2 separate regions of the Homo sapiens genome follow, and region 1 is linked to region 2. Evidence: chromatin contacts called from ENCODE Hi-C or POLR2A ChIA-PET data. All regions are on one chromosome and are shown on one strand. The core of a region is the stretch at or near the end of the contact, and the rest is flanking DNA. Distances in the headings are between cores, read along the strand shown. Region 1 has its middle 160 kb from the start of LINC02552. Region 2 holds the start of LINC02552 (long intergenic non-protein coding RNA 2552).

What was found. A loop is a pair of places that touch in the nucleus more often than their neighbours do. ChIA-PET counts read pairs that join two places held with the same protein, here RNA polymerase II (POLR2A). Pooled maps may share reads with other maps.
Region 1: a loop to region 2 is called in a map of endothelial cell of umbilical vein, with 2.2 times the contacts of the local background. The contact joins the enhancer-like site here to the promoter of LINC02552 in region 2. A Hi-C loop is called at or near these places in 3 of 168 maps with a recorded cell type or tissue (PC-3, endothelial cell of umbilical vein and naive thymus-derived CD4-positive, alpha-beta T cell) and 4 of 50 pooled maps. POLR2A ChIA-PET finds 5 or more read pairs at or near these places in 2 of 52 experiments (activated T-cell and naive thymus-derived CD4-positive, alpha-beta T cell).

Annotation. Positions count from the first base shown.
Region 1 is chr11:104,770,460-104,777,582 of GRCh38, reverse strand. No RefSeq gene overlaps it. Among named protein-coding and RNA genes, the nearest start is that of LINC02552, 160 kb to the right of the region's middle. Within about 2 kb of position 5,667, at least 4 of the 41 ENCODE cell types and tissues checked have a DNase peak (open chromatin) inside an H3K27ac peak, as active enhancers do; they include endothelial cell of umbilical vein, where a contact is called at or near this core.
Region 2 is chr11:104,603,934-104,610,619 of GRCh38, reverse strand. It overlaps LINC02552 (long intergenic non-protein coding RNA 2552), which reads left to right and starts at 1,318. Exons shown (of 4, transcript NR_120585.1): 1 at 1,318-1,383.

The DNA of each region.
Region 1 (7,123 bases), core at 4,418-6,917, 160 kb before region 2:
AGGTAATATAGTTTCCATATATACTAAGCAATAAGAATCCTGAAGACAAATGAGCAGGAAAAGGTTAACTAAAGTAAAAAGTAGTCATGGTGGTGGTGGATGGTATATAATTTGAGAAATGGTGGTCAGCAAGAGCTTCTCTTCTAGGGGTTTTCAAGCAGATGAGGTATCATGTTGATATCTATGGGACAAGCATTGTAAGCAGAGGGAATAGCAAAATCAAACATACTTGAGGACAGTGCATTTAAAGAGCAAAGAGAAGGAAAATATGTGTGAAGCACAGTGAGGGAGTGAGGGAGAGAATGATAACAGATCAGGGCAGAGGAACGTTGGTAGGGGAGATGTTGGGGGAGGCAGTGGTAGCATACAGCTCATCACCTGTTATATGTTCCAGTCACTCTCAGTGCTAAGCTCAGGTACCCTCAGATCCTTTTTTACTATTCCTATGTTCCCTTCTTAGACTTGAGTGTGCTTGCTTTTAGAACTCATCTCTGAAGAATTTTTCTCAGGTTTCTAGAGCCCCTTTCCCAAAGCATAAAAAGCTACTAGTGCTTGAGAGCTACCTCTCCCCATAGCAACTGACAGATGGGTGCAGCATAACGAAAACCAGCTCCCTTGCCTTGGGCCATAATGAACTCCAAGGAGTAACTTATACTCCTGAGTCTCCTTCTAGGATAAAATTAAAGCTACCTTCCCCAGAACTTTGCCTGAAATTGCCCCCTTGCTTTGCTTCTTCCACTCCCCTCATTTCTGTACTGGCTTTTCCTGGGAACTTGCACATGAATCTTCACTTCAGGTTATGTTTCTGAAGAACCCAACCTCAGGTAAATGTGTGTGAATAACCTAAACTGGTTCATCATAGGAAGGAATCTGGAGAAACAGGAATCTGGAGTTGAATTCCTCTATGGTCAGATGGTATCATGACCTCATCATTGGCGGTAAGTGAACTGTTTATGCACTGTGCTATGCTGGAGCTAGAGCAGTGAGATTACCAAAATTTTCATCCATCACAAATTGGAATGTTTCTGGGTGGAAGGAAATAAATTGTTATACGCAATACCTCCTATACTGGACAGAGAAGGTGGATGTTGTAATTATAAGTATTGTCATATTGTTAGTTATTGTTGGATGTAACTGATGCACTGAAGAAGGAAAATGAAAGCCCCAAAACAGACAAATACTGACTCAAGGTACAATTAGCAGTGCTTAAAGAGAAACTCATTTCCTATGGCTACAGCATTGACTATGTTGAAGATCAGACCTAGGACATAATGACAAGTATCAGTACTTTACAGGAAGAGAATCAGCACTTTATAGGAAGCTGGATTTGTCATCTCAGCAAGTGTCCATCAGATAGGGAAGGATATCTGACTGGACTTGTAGTAGGCTTAAAAATGGCTCTTCAAAAGATGTTCACACCCTAATCCTTGGAACCCGTGAATGTTACTTTATATGGCAATAATAATAATAAAAGGGATTTTTGCAGATGCGATTAATTTAAAGATCTTGAGATGGAGAGATTATCCAGGATTACCTGGTTGGGTCTTAAATGAATCCCTATAAAAAGGAGGGAGATTGCTCATACATAGAGGAAAAAGTAATATAAAGATGGAGCAGAGAAAGATTTGAAGACTTTGGCCTTGAAGATTGGAGTTATTAGTAATTTAAAGTCTGTCATGATAATTATGTATTTCTCCTTATTTATCTCACTTTTCACTTTATAATTTTGAAAACTGTTATTGAAAAATACATAGAATTCTGATACATTACTATTGGATCATTCCCATTACCATTATGGTATGTCTTATGTTTAATTATCTTCAGCAATATTTCTTTTTTAAAATCTAGTGTTCCTGAGGTTAATATGGCCCCCCCAGCTTTTAGTTTGTAATTACATGGTATATCAATTTCCATCCTTCTTTCAAACCTTGTACATCCTTTTATTTAATGTTTGTCTCTTTCAAGTAGCAGCACTTTTTCATTAAATCTAATGCAATAATTTAATCTTTTTCTTGGAGAGTTTAGTCCATTTATAGTTAATATAATTACTGATATGGGTGGTTTTAATCTACCACTATATAACTTTTTGTATTTGGTCCATCTGTATGCTGTTCTATCTTCTTTGACTGCTGCTTTCTTTTGAATAGATTGGATAATTTTATCATTCATTCTTATCAAGTTCTACAAGTAACTTGTTAGAAATCCATATTTTAACTACTCTTTAATTGTTACACTAGAGACTATAATATTCATCTTTAACCCATTACACTCTAATTCTGATACTAGTGCAATAATCTAAACTTTATACTGCATTTATCACCTTTTACCTATGTTGTTTGGTAATCATCCTTCATTTTAATCATCCATACAATTTAAAGTTAACTAAATTTTAAAATTTTTAGTTATATTTTAATTATTTGGGTAAATTTTCTCCTGCCTGATGAAATCTTCCCTTTTATCTTTTTCTTATAGTGGAAGTCTGCTGAGATAAACTTTCTCAGCCTTTGTCTGAAAAATCTTTATTTTACCTTATTTTTAAAGAATATATTCACTAAGTATAACAATACTTTTCTAGTAGTTGTTTTCCTTCAGCTCTGTTAAGATCCCATTCGTTTGCCTTCTTGCTTTGAGAGTTTTTATGGAGAAGTCATATGTCACTCTCACTCTTGCCCTTTCAATGTACTGTGTTTTTGCTTTCCCTCAGGCTGATTTTGGTCTTTTTTCTTTGTCTTTGTTTTTCAGCAGTATTACTATGATGTGACTTGGTGTAGATTCACTTGTATTTATTTTGTTGGCAATTTGTTTCACTTCTCAAATATATATGTTAATCATTAATTTTTCTTTTCTTTTTTTTTTTTTTTTTTTTTCTGAGACAGAGTCTCCTCTGTCGCCCTGGCTGAAGTGCAATAGTAGGATCTCTGCTCACTGCAACCTCTGCCCCCCAGGTTGAAGTTATTAAGTTATTCTCCTACCTCAGCCTCCTGAGTAGCTGGGATTACAGATGCCCGCCACCATGCTCAGCTAATATTTTGTACTTTTAGTAGAGATGGGGTTTCACCATATTGGCCAGGCTTGTCTTGAACTCCTGACTTCAGGTGATCCACTTGCCTCGGCTTCCCAAAGTGTTGGGATTACAGGCGTGAGCCCCTGCACCCGGGCCTACAAAATTTTTGTGTTATGTCTCTTCAAATATTAATTTTGATCCATTGGCTTATTTTTTTTTTCTTTCTGGGACTGCAACAGTGCATAGATTAAACATTGTAAGCATGTTCTATTTGTGTCTTACACTCTATTCTGTTTCATCCATCTCTTAACATTCTCTGATTTGTTTGGGACATTTTATATTGAGCCATCTTCTAATTCACTTGTGTGTGTGTGTGTGTGTGTGTGTGTGTGTGTGTGTGTATGTATGTGTGTGTGTGCAGAAAAATGTATTCATATATATTGGCATCTTGAATGAGTGATTTCACTGATTATTACTTAAGGAAAGTAAGGCTGAGGCCGGGTGCGATGGCTCATGCTGGTAATCCCAGAACTTTGGGAGGCCGAGGCAGGTCTCCAGACCTGAGGTCTGGAGTTCAAGACCAGCCTGACCAATATGGTGACATTCTGTCTCTACTAAAAATACAAAAATTAGCCAGGTGTGGTGGCGGGCACCAGTAATGCCAGCTACTTGGGAGGCTGAGGCAGGGGAATCACTTGAACCCGGGAGGCAGAGGTTGCAGTGAGCCATGATTGTGCCATTGCACTCCAGCCTTTGTGACAGAGCAAGACTCTGTCTAAAAAAAAAAGAAAAAAAAAAAAGAAAGAAAGAAAGAAAAATAAGGCTGAAAAAAATGACAGGGTATTATATATTTATGGTTAGGTTTCTAAATAGTTTCATTTGGGGTTTAAAATTCTGTCAGTTGTAAGTGATAATTTTGATGGTATAAACCATATTAATGCAGATTCTTTATAGATTATTTATATACCACCAAAAATAAAGAATGTTGAAAGTATAATAAAATAATATGGTCTTCAGAAGATAAAAGGAAAATTATATTGAAAGCATGTTCTTTGGCAACAGAGATACTTATTTTAGGCTCACAATATTTAATTACCAGCAACTTGAATGTGATCTATTGCTAACATTTTATTCTGCAGATTCAGCTTTTTATTTACTTATTTGCATGATTTGTGTCATTTCTCTAGCCTATTAATAGTGTGTTTAATACTTAAAGAAAAGTCATTATCAGTTTATGTAATTCTCATTAACCTCCCATATGAGACAAATGAAAAAATAACAGATATTTAAAAGTGCATACAAAGAGAAGTTTAGAGGGAGAGATAATACTGAGTGGGCGTGATTGAATTAGGACGCGTTCTACTGATTTCTAGAAGCAGCAGCTCATATTAGTCATCTGTCCCTGCTTTAGTCATAATCCAGCTGCAAGTCATACGCCAGTCAGATGGATAACCTAAGCTGGCAGGAATGTGGAAAGCCATACCCTTTTCTCATATTAGTTTCACAAGATGCAGTTTTAAGGATTTGCAGGAATATTAGGCTGTGTGAGAAGGCCATTAATCTGTCATCTCTATACATCTCTGAGCATCTCAAGATCTTTTTCAATTAAAATCAGATGACTTTGTAAACAAAGTTACTACAGTTGTGTGAAAGCCTGGAAGTCATTGAATAATGAGCACTTCCTCTTCGCTTTGCAAGATGCTTTTGATCAGCCGGATGCTAACCCCAGCACTTCATACTTATGCTCATGAACAGAGTATTGTTCATATTTTCAAGTGTGCTCCATAATCAGATGTGTTGTTTTTCTCCCAGTAATAATTCTTTCCTACTCGTTCACCATATAAATTGAAATGCACATGCTCTTTGGTTTAAACAGTCTTTTAATCTCCACGAAGCATTCTTTGTTAGTTTTGTTTTTCTCCATCTCCCTATGTAAGCAAAGTAATTGTGTTGCTTGTGAGAAAGCAACTATTATTTTATCTAAGATATAAATATATCACTCAGCAGTAGGCCCATGGCTTCTGCATAGCAGAATAGGCAGTGCAAATAGAATAGTCAGTGTTCTTGCTAGAGTATATTTTTCCGCGATGTAGCTCAGCCTAAGAGAAACAGACATAATTAAATATTTGAATGTAATAGCATTGTCCCTGAACACAAAAGAGTAAGCAGAGAAAGTTTTTTTTGTTATAAATGCCATGCCAATAATATCCAAGCATATGGTAATAAATCGTTGAACACTATTGTAAATGTTATGTTAGTAGTCACGTTGTTACCTAGGATAATTTCCCGTGGATTCAAAGTCTCTGTTATGTTAAAATGAAAAATGATTATGGTCATTAGGATAACATTTTTGGTATTCATTCAGCTTTATTCGAGTGGCCAACTCTGCCCCTTTCTCTCCTTAGTAGTTTCCTCTCCAGGAATGGAACATTGAAGAGAGGAAAGAATCATAGACTTTGTTTGTATCCTGCCAACCCTCAACAGAACAGACTGCAATAGGGGAGGAATGGACGTAACCACTAACAGTAAATAACTCTTCTCCAGGAAGCATTTCCAAAGAAGTCCATCACACCTTTGTTCTTGGCAAACATCCTCACTTTTCTGGTTTGCTTTGAAAAGCAACAGGCAGCATGTACACAACAAACGTCACCCAGGAAATAGGCAAGCAGTAAGTGTCATGGATTCCTCTATTTGCTCAGTTCTTACAGAAAATCTTATACATGGACTAGCAAACTGCACAAGGACATTATTTGTCTTGCCCAAACCCTGCAGTTGGTGTTGTCTTTCTTCTCCTGGTGCAGGCCGATGTCCTAGTCCACCCATACAGCTTTTTCTCCTCCATGAGTCCTGTTCTGTTTCTACTAGTACTTCCTGAGCCATATTGTGTCCCTTACTACTGGTGAGCTCTAGCTAAATTATGGATCCCATGACAACAACATGGGCTAACTACAGCCTTTTTACATATTTAAAGACAGAGTCTAAGGAAGAACAAAAACAACTTTTTACAATGAGATTCATAACTAAAGATGCATTTCAATGACTTCTCCTGCCTCTACCACCACAAATACGGCAGATTTAGTGCCTTAGTTACATCATAATTGCTCAGGAAAAAGCAGACTGACATTTCAACTGCTTGTTAGCTACAACTATAGAGACTTGAACTTTGTTTTTCTATATAAAGGGCTACATTCACTATCTGTTTTAATTCTCAATTTAATTTGAGCTGGAATCACATATGATGTCAAATAAAGAAGGTCAGGTGTGGTGGCTCACGCCTATAATCCCAGCACTTTGGGAGTCTGAGGTGGGTGAATCACCTGAGATCAGGTGTTCGAGACAAGCCTGGGCAACATGGTGAAACCCTGTCTCTACTAAAAGTACAAAAATTAGATGGGTGTGGTGGCTCATGCCTGCAGTCCCAGCTACTCAGAAGGCTAAGACAGGAGAATTGCTCAAACCTGGAAGGTGGAGGTTGCAGTGAGCCAAGATCGTGCCACTGTACTCCAGCCTGGGCAACAGAGCAAGACTCTGTCTCACAAAAAAAAAAAAAAAAAAAAAAAAGCAAAAATGATCCAGGAAGAGCAACAAAGAATTTGATTTATAGTCCTGGGTTTAATTTCCCAGTAAAATAGTACAAGCTATTTTATGATGGCATACTTGGAAAGCCATGAACCTAGACACAGGTACACTGTATAAACTCAGTGTGACCTTGCCAAAAGACGCCAAAATGGAAAGTAAAGAGGTTCGGACTAGTGAACCTCACTTGTACAAGAGATGAGAATAGCCAAATACATAGGATCTAACAAATAAACTAGAATTAGAGAATCTTGTTTGAAAAGAAAATAAATCTTGGGGCCCCAAAATCACTAAGCTAAAGGGAAAATCAAGCTAGGAACTGTTTAGGGCAAACCTGCCTCATATTCTATACAAAGTCGCCCCTCTGCTCACTGAGATAAATGCATATCTGATTGCCTTCTTTGGAGAGGCTAATCAGAAACTCAAAATAATGCAACCATTTGTCTCTTTTCTACCGATGACCTGGAAGCCCCCTCCCCACTTCAAGTTGTCCCTCCTTTGCTTCAAGATGGAACCAATGTTCATATTACATATGTTGATTGA
Region 2 (6,686 bases), core at 69-2,568:
AAGGCTGCTACCTAAAAATGATGGTATGGCATGTGTTCAAACATGACATCCATTTCATTTTACAATTTTATCTTTTTATATAGCAGGTAGATTTCTGGCTATCCTACACAATATAATTTTTTGTTTCCAAGAAGACCAGATGAGGTAGGCATCTGTATTAGAAATACGCTAGACCTCCCTATCAGAATCTACCTGTCCAGAAATAGTATTATTTATTGTATCCCTTTTTGATCCTTGTTACCAGCCTCAAAGTAGCAAGGCTTCTTCAAAGAAGCTTAGCTTTGATCGTGACCAGAGCCAGGTTGACAGGTGAGATGTTAAAGTTTGTTTTGCCCCAACATGATCTTGTCATGACCCATTTTGGTGCCATGCAGCTGAAGGTATGTTTTGGTTGAGGATTCTAACTATTCTAACTTCCAGTGAATTCATGCACAGCTGGATCTTGTTGGGAAAAAGAATCATCTTTCAACCCTTCAATGGTATTTCCTACTTACCATTTCATTTAACATTTATCAGAGTGCCACCTTTGTAGTAAAATGCTGAAGTGAAAATTCTTATGTTTAATAGCAGGGAAAAGTGAAAATGATTGTATCTGATTGAATCTGTACTTGCAGTGAACAGTTTAAATTTAAATTGGGAAGGTGCCAGAGGCCTATTGGCTTCCTTCCGTAATTGTCAAGTTCCATGGAATGGAGGAAGTTATTTTAATTCCAAGTAACAAGAATAATTTTGCATCCTGAGATCCAGTGCTGCTACTTAAAACCAAAATACACCAACATTTTATGGCACAGAAATACAGAAGATCCTTCTTGCCAAATGCCTCTGTGTTTATTTACTTCAAGTCCCAGAAGAACAACCCAGATCAATTTTGCCACTGACATTATAAATAGCATAGCAAATTCATAAGGAGTCTTTTCTTCAAAGAACGGAAACTAATCTGAAGTCTGATTAAACTCACAGGGTCCTTGTGAGGGAGATGGGAAGAGGCAGAGTATTTTGTCTAATTTCAAGTTCAAGAAAGCAAAGAACACAAAAGTTAAGTGGCTGGTGTCCATTTACTCAAGTAAATGTATTCAGGAGTTGAGCCAGAAATAAAGATCAAGTCTTCTGGCCCATGCACTAGGCCCCATGCTGCCTCACAGCTTTCAAAACCTTCATTTTCTTGGGAAATGCTAAAAAGCTTTCCCCTACCATACATACTAGATTCAGACACACTGCCATCTACTGACCCACCAAAGGATGTGCCAGCACAAGACATCCTGACCTTCAAGGGAGGGAGGAACACCTTGAGAGGAGTTGAGATCCTGCTTTCTCTTCAGAATGCCATCTCTAGGATGCCAATGGGCTGTGTCTACAGTACTATGTAGGAAAGTGCTGCAAGAGGTAAGTGAATTTAGAATATTTCCTCCCCGATGAAGGGATTAGTATTCTGGCACTATTAATATTTATATAACGATGTCACAATGCACCATGTTGTCTATATGTGGGATATCCTTGAAATAACCCCTTCCTCTCGTACTCTTATTTTGACATATTCGTCTAGGGATTTGAATAGTATAAGACAGCCTTTCTTTTTCACATAAAACAGTTTGAGGAATGCCATACGATTTTTGTGTTGTCTATTTTGTCTTTCACTGGTGTCCTATAAGATGTGCTAGTTATCCTACATGATGCCAAGAAAGGCATAATAGAAACCAAGCTAAATAGCCACAGTCCTGTGCTTGTAGAAAATATCATAAAATGTCCTAAAAGAGCTCTAACAATAGGAGAACTAGGCTCCTAACTATAATTTCAGCAATATTCTTTTTCGTTCAGAGCCAAGGTATTTTTTTCCCAGAAAAAATATCAGTGTCTTTCTTGCCACATCAACCCTTTAGAGGTTGCCTACATTCTTCCTAGAATAAAAGTAACATTTTAAAGACTTCATCAAGCGATGATGAATACAATTACTGTTTTTATTCCATTTTTACAGCCAAAAATTAAAGTTATGATGTTTGTCTATTGCTTGTGATTGTACTTAGTCCATTGCCTCTAAGAAAGAAGTTGAATTTAAGTATGTGGACCATATATTTCTTTTTTGATGAGTGTAAATGGATAAAATTAATATCTTAATATATAATCAGTGTCTATAAAAGAATCCACGTAGTAGCAGAGAAGCATTTGTGCCATGCTGGTTACTTGTCTTCATTTGCTTTGAGATCTCAAGAAAAGTTTATTTCCCAGGATGGTGGTTCACAGGCATTGTGGTTGAGGACTATACATAGAAAACTAATTGTGAAAATAGAACTTATTCCTATTCTTTCAGGATATGAAATCTTATGTTCATGACAATTTAATTGTTTTTATAAAATAATTGGTTTGGCATTACAGTTAGTAAAGCAGAACTTATCCTTTGAAGTTTACAGCTTGGAACTCAATCTGAAGAAGACCACTGATTTAATTTGGAATAAATGTCTATATGTGTCCAACCAAATCTTTACAGAAATATCTTAAGTCTTCTTAGGCAGAAATAAGAAACTGTTGTTTCCAAATTTTTTAAATGTCAAGAGGGTCTCTAAAATTATGACAGAGATGAGGGATACAAGGAGAGATACATAAAGAATGGAAACATCTGGGAGTTTTACTGACTCAGTGAAACTAGGGCATTGTGAAAACCTAATTGAAAAATCTACAGAGAGAAAAGTCCAGTTCACAAATCTGGCCCTCACATGTTCAGTCCTTAGTAAAGGCTTATTAGATATTGCAAGATGAGAGTGAGGTCCAGGAATGGTTAAATGAAAAATGAGAAAATAAAAGGTTATGAGGAGAGCAGGAAGGAATAATAATAGGAGGGTGCCAAGGCATTTGAACATCTTTGTTATGAGCTTGGACAAGATGCTAGACATTTAGAAAGCTTACCTGAGTTAAACTGAACTACCAAACTTATTGAGAAGCAGTAACAAGAACAAAATGTTCTTTAGCCTTGTTCTATTTAAAGCAGATGCATGCATATTAATCTTTTACAACATGATATTTATATTTGATTCTTCTTGTAAAACCATCACAAGACATCAACTCGTCAGAATACATAGATTTTTTAAATGTTTGCAGAAACTATCTTCCTGACACTGGAATGGTGAATTAATTCAAGTGTTATCCATATGTTTCCTCTGTTATTCTTTCTTTTAATTTTTCTGTCATTATATTTTTGATGATTTAAGACAGAGATACAACATCACATTTTCTTAAATAAAGAATATAAAAATAATTTCACACAGAATTAAAGGTATTTGTACAAATTAGTATGGTTTGTTTTAGATAAAAGATTAAGTAATCAGTTAAATCTCCTAGACCTAGGTGAGCCATAAGAAACACAGGCAGCGTCTGGCATTCTTGTAGAGTTGAGGAGACAGCTGAGAGTTCCCAGACAAAAGCAGCTAGGGTTCACAGAGCATGAGCGAGGGGAGAGCTGCATGGGGAGAAAACTCTGGCAATTTCTATCAGGTCTTTCTCAAGTGTTTCAGGAGAGAACTCATCTGCACACGTGTGGGTGAAATCTACTCGAAACTGAAGAATGAACCTCTGGAAGGACTAAGGGGAACAATTCTTGGAGCTCAGGTTAGGCCAAGAATATTTTATTTTTCTTCACCATCCAGAAGGGTCAGTTCATCAAGAGGATATAGCATTGTGAAGTATTTATGCAAGTAGTAACAGAGCTTCAAAATACATGAAACGAAAATAGATAAAGCTGCAAGGAGACACATATTCAAAAAATAGTTTAAGGTTTCAATATCCCACTCTCAATAATTGATAGAAAAAGTTATGCTAATTCTATACAAACTCTTCCAAAAATTGAAAAGTATGGAATACTTTCCTAATCAGTTAATGATGCTAGCATTACTCTGACACTAAAACAAACAAACAAAAAAAGCATTTTAAGAAAAGAAAACCGGCTGGACACGGTGGCTCACGCCTATAATCCCAGCACTTTGGGAGGCCGAGGCAGGTGGATCACAAGGTCAGGAGATCAAGAATATCTTGGCCAGCATGGTGAAATCCCATCTCTACTAAAAATACAAAAATTAGCCAGGTATGGTGGCACGCGCTTTTAATCCCTGCTACTCCGGAGGCTGAGGCAGAAGAATCACTTGAACCCAGGAGGCGGAGATTGAAGTGAGCTGAGATCGCACTATTGCACTCCAGCCTGGGTAACAAGAGTGAAATTCGTCTCAAAAATAAATAAAATAAAATAAAATCAGAGACCGATATTTTGCATGAACATAAGATATAATAATTCTTAACTAAATGTAAAAAAAAAAACAGAATCCAACAATATGGAAAAAGCATAACGCATCATTACCAAATATGTATTATCCCATAAAATGCAAAAGTGGTTTAACATTTGAAATTTATCAATATAATTTACCATGTTAACAGATTAAAAAGAAAAAATATACAGTAATCTAAATAGATGCAGAAAAAAACTAAGACAATCGGATTTAACATCTATTTCTGATAAAAACTCTCAGCACATTAGAAAAAGACAGGAACTTATAAAAACCTACATACAATATCATATTTGTGTTATGGGTTAAATGCTTTTCTCCTAAGGTAAGGAACAAGAAAACTTCATTTGCTCTTTTCAACATTGTACAGGAGGATCTAGTTAGTGCACTAAGGCAAGAAAAATAAATAAAATACATTCAAATTGGAAAACAAGTAATTTATTATTATTATAATTTAAGTTCTGGGATAGATGTGCAGAACGTGAAGGTTTGTTACGCAGGCATACCGTGCTATGGTGATTTGCAGCACCCATCAACCATCATCTACATTGGGTATTTCTCCTAATGCTATCCCTCCCCTAGCCCCCTACCCACTGACGGAACCTGGTGTGTGATGTTCCCTTCCCTGTGTCCATGTGTTCTCATTGTTCAACTCTCACTTATGAGTGAGAACATGCAGTGTTTGGTTTTCTGTTCCTGTGATAGTTTGCTGAGAATGATGGCTTCCAGCTTCATCCATGTCCCTGCAGAGGACATGAACTCACCCTTTTTTATGGCTGCATAGTATTCCATGGTGTATGTCTCACATTTTTTTGATACAGTCTATTATTGATGGGCATTTGGGTTGGTTGCGAGTCTTTGCTATTGTGAATAGTCCTGCAATAAACATATGTGTGCATGTGTCTTTATAATAGAATGATTTATAATCCTTTGGGTACATACCCAGTAATAGGATTGCTGGGTCAAATGATATTTCTGGTTCTAGATCCTTGAGGAATTGCCACACTGTCTTCCACAATGGTTGAACTAATTTACACTCCCACCAACAGTGTAAAAGTGTTCCTATTTATCCACATCCTCTCCAGCATCTGTTGTTTCCTGACTTTTTAATGATTGCCTTTCTAACTGGTGTGAGGTAGTATCTCATTGTGGTTTTGATTTTTTTTTTGAGACAGAGTCTAACTCTGTCACCCAGGCCGGAGTGCAGTGGTGCAATCTGGGCTCACTGCAACCCCCGCCCCCGAGTTCAAGCAATTCTCCTGCCTCAGCCTCCTGAGTAGCTGGGATTACAGGCATGTACTATCATGCGCTGCAAATTTTTGTATTTTTAGTAGAGACGGGGTTTCACCATGTTGAACAGGCTGGTCTTGAACTCTCGACCTCCAATGATCTGCCCACCTTGGGCTCCCAAAGTGCTGGGATGACAGGCTTGAGTCACTGCACCCAGCTGGGAAACAATCAAACATTTTATTTCCAGACATGATCATCTATGTAGAAAATTAACTGACATCTACAAAAAAACTATTAGAAATAATAAGTGAGCTTTGCAAGTTTGCAAGGCGCAAACTTTATATACAATAAATAAATTGTATTTCTATATACTAACAATAAACAATGTGAAATAAAAATAGTATTTGTAATAATATACATAAAAAACTGATAAATATAATGAAAAATGTAAACAATATAAAGCATTAATGAGAGAAATTAAATGAAATATAAATAAATAGAGAGACAGTCTGTATTTGAAGATGAGAAGACTCAATATTGTTAAAATAGCAATTCACAAATTGATCCATATTCAATCCAATTTCAGTCAAATCCCAGTAGTTTGTTTCATAGAGGCTGACAATCTAATTCTAATATTCATATGGAAATTCAAAGAACTTAGAATAGCTCAAATAACTTTGAAAAAGAACATAGCTGAATGACTTACACAAGCTGACTTCAATGCATACTATAAAAGCTGCATTAATCAAGAAAGTATGATATTGGCATCAAGATAGGCAAATGGATAAATGGAACACATTGAAGAATCCAGAAATTGATTTTCAACAAAAGTACAAAGACAATTCAGTGAAGACAGAATAGTCTTTTACGAAAACGATGTTGGATCAATTGTATATTCACATGCGAAAAAATAAAAGAACTTTAATCTATACCTTGCATCATGTACAAAAAACTTAAAACTATTAAAATTCCTAGAAGATAACAGTTATCTTGAGTTAGGCAAAGATTTCCTATATAAAACCACTAAAGCCACAAATATATATGAGAAAAAGATTAATAAATTATGTGCCATCAAAATTAAGCATGTTTGTTGATCAAAAGATACTGCTAAGAGAATGAAAAGGAAAGCCACAGACCAGAAGGAAATATTTGCAATTCACATAGTTAGTAAATGATTTGTATGTTGACTAT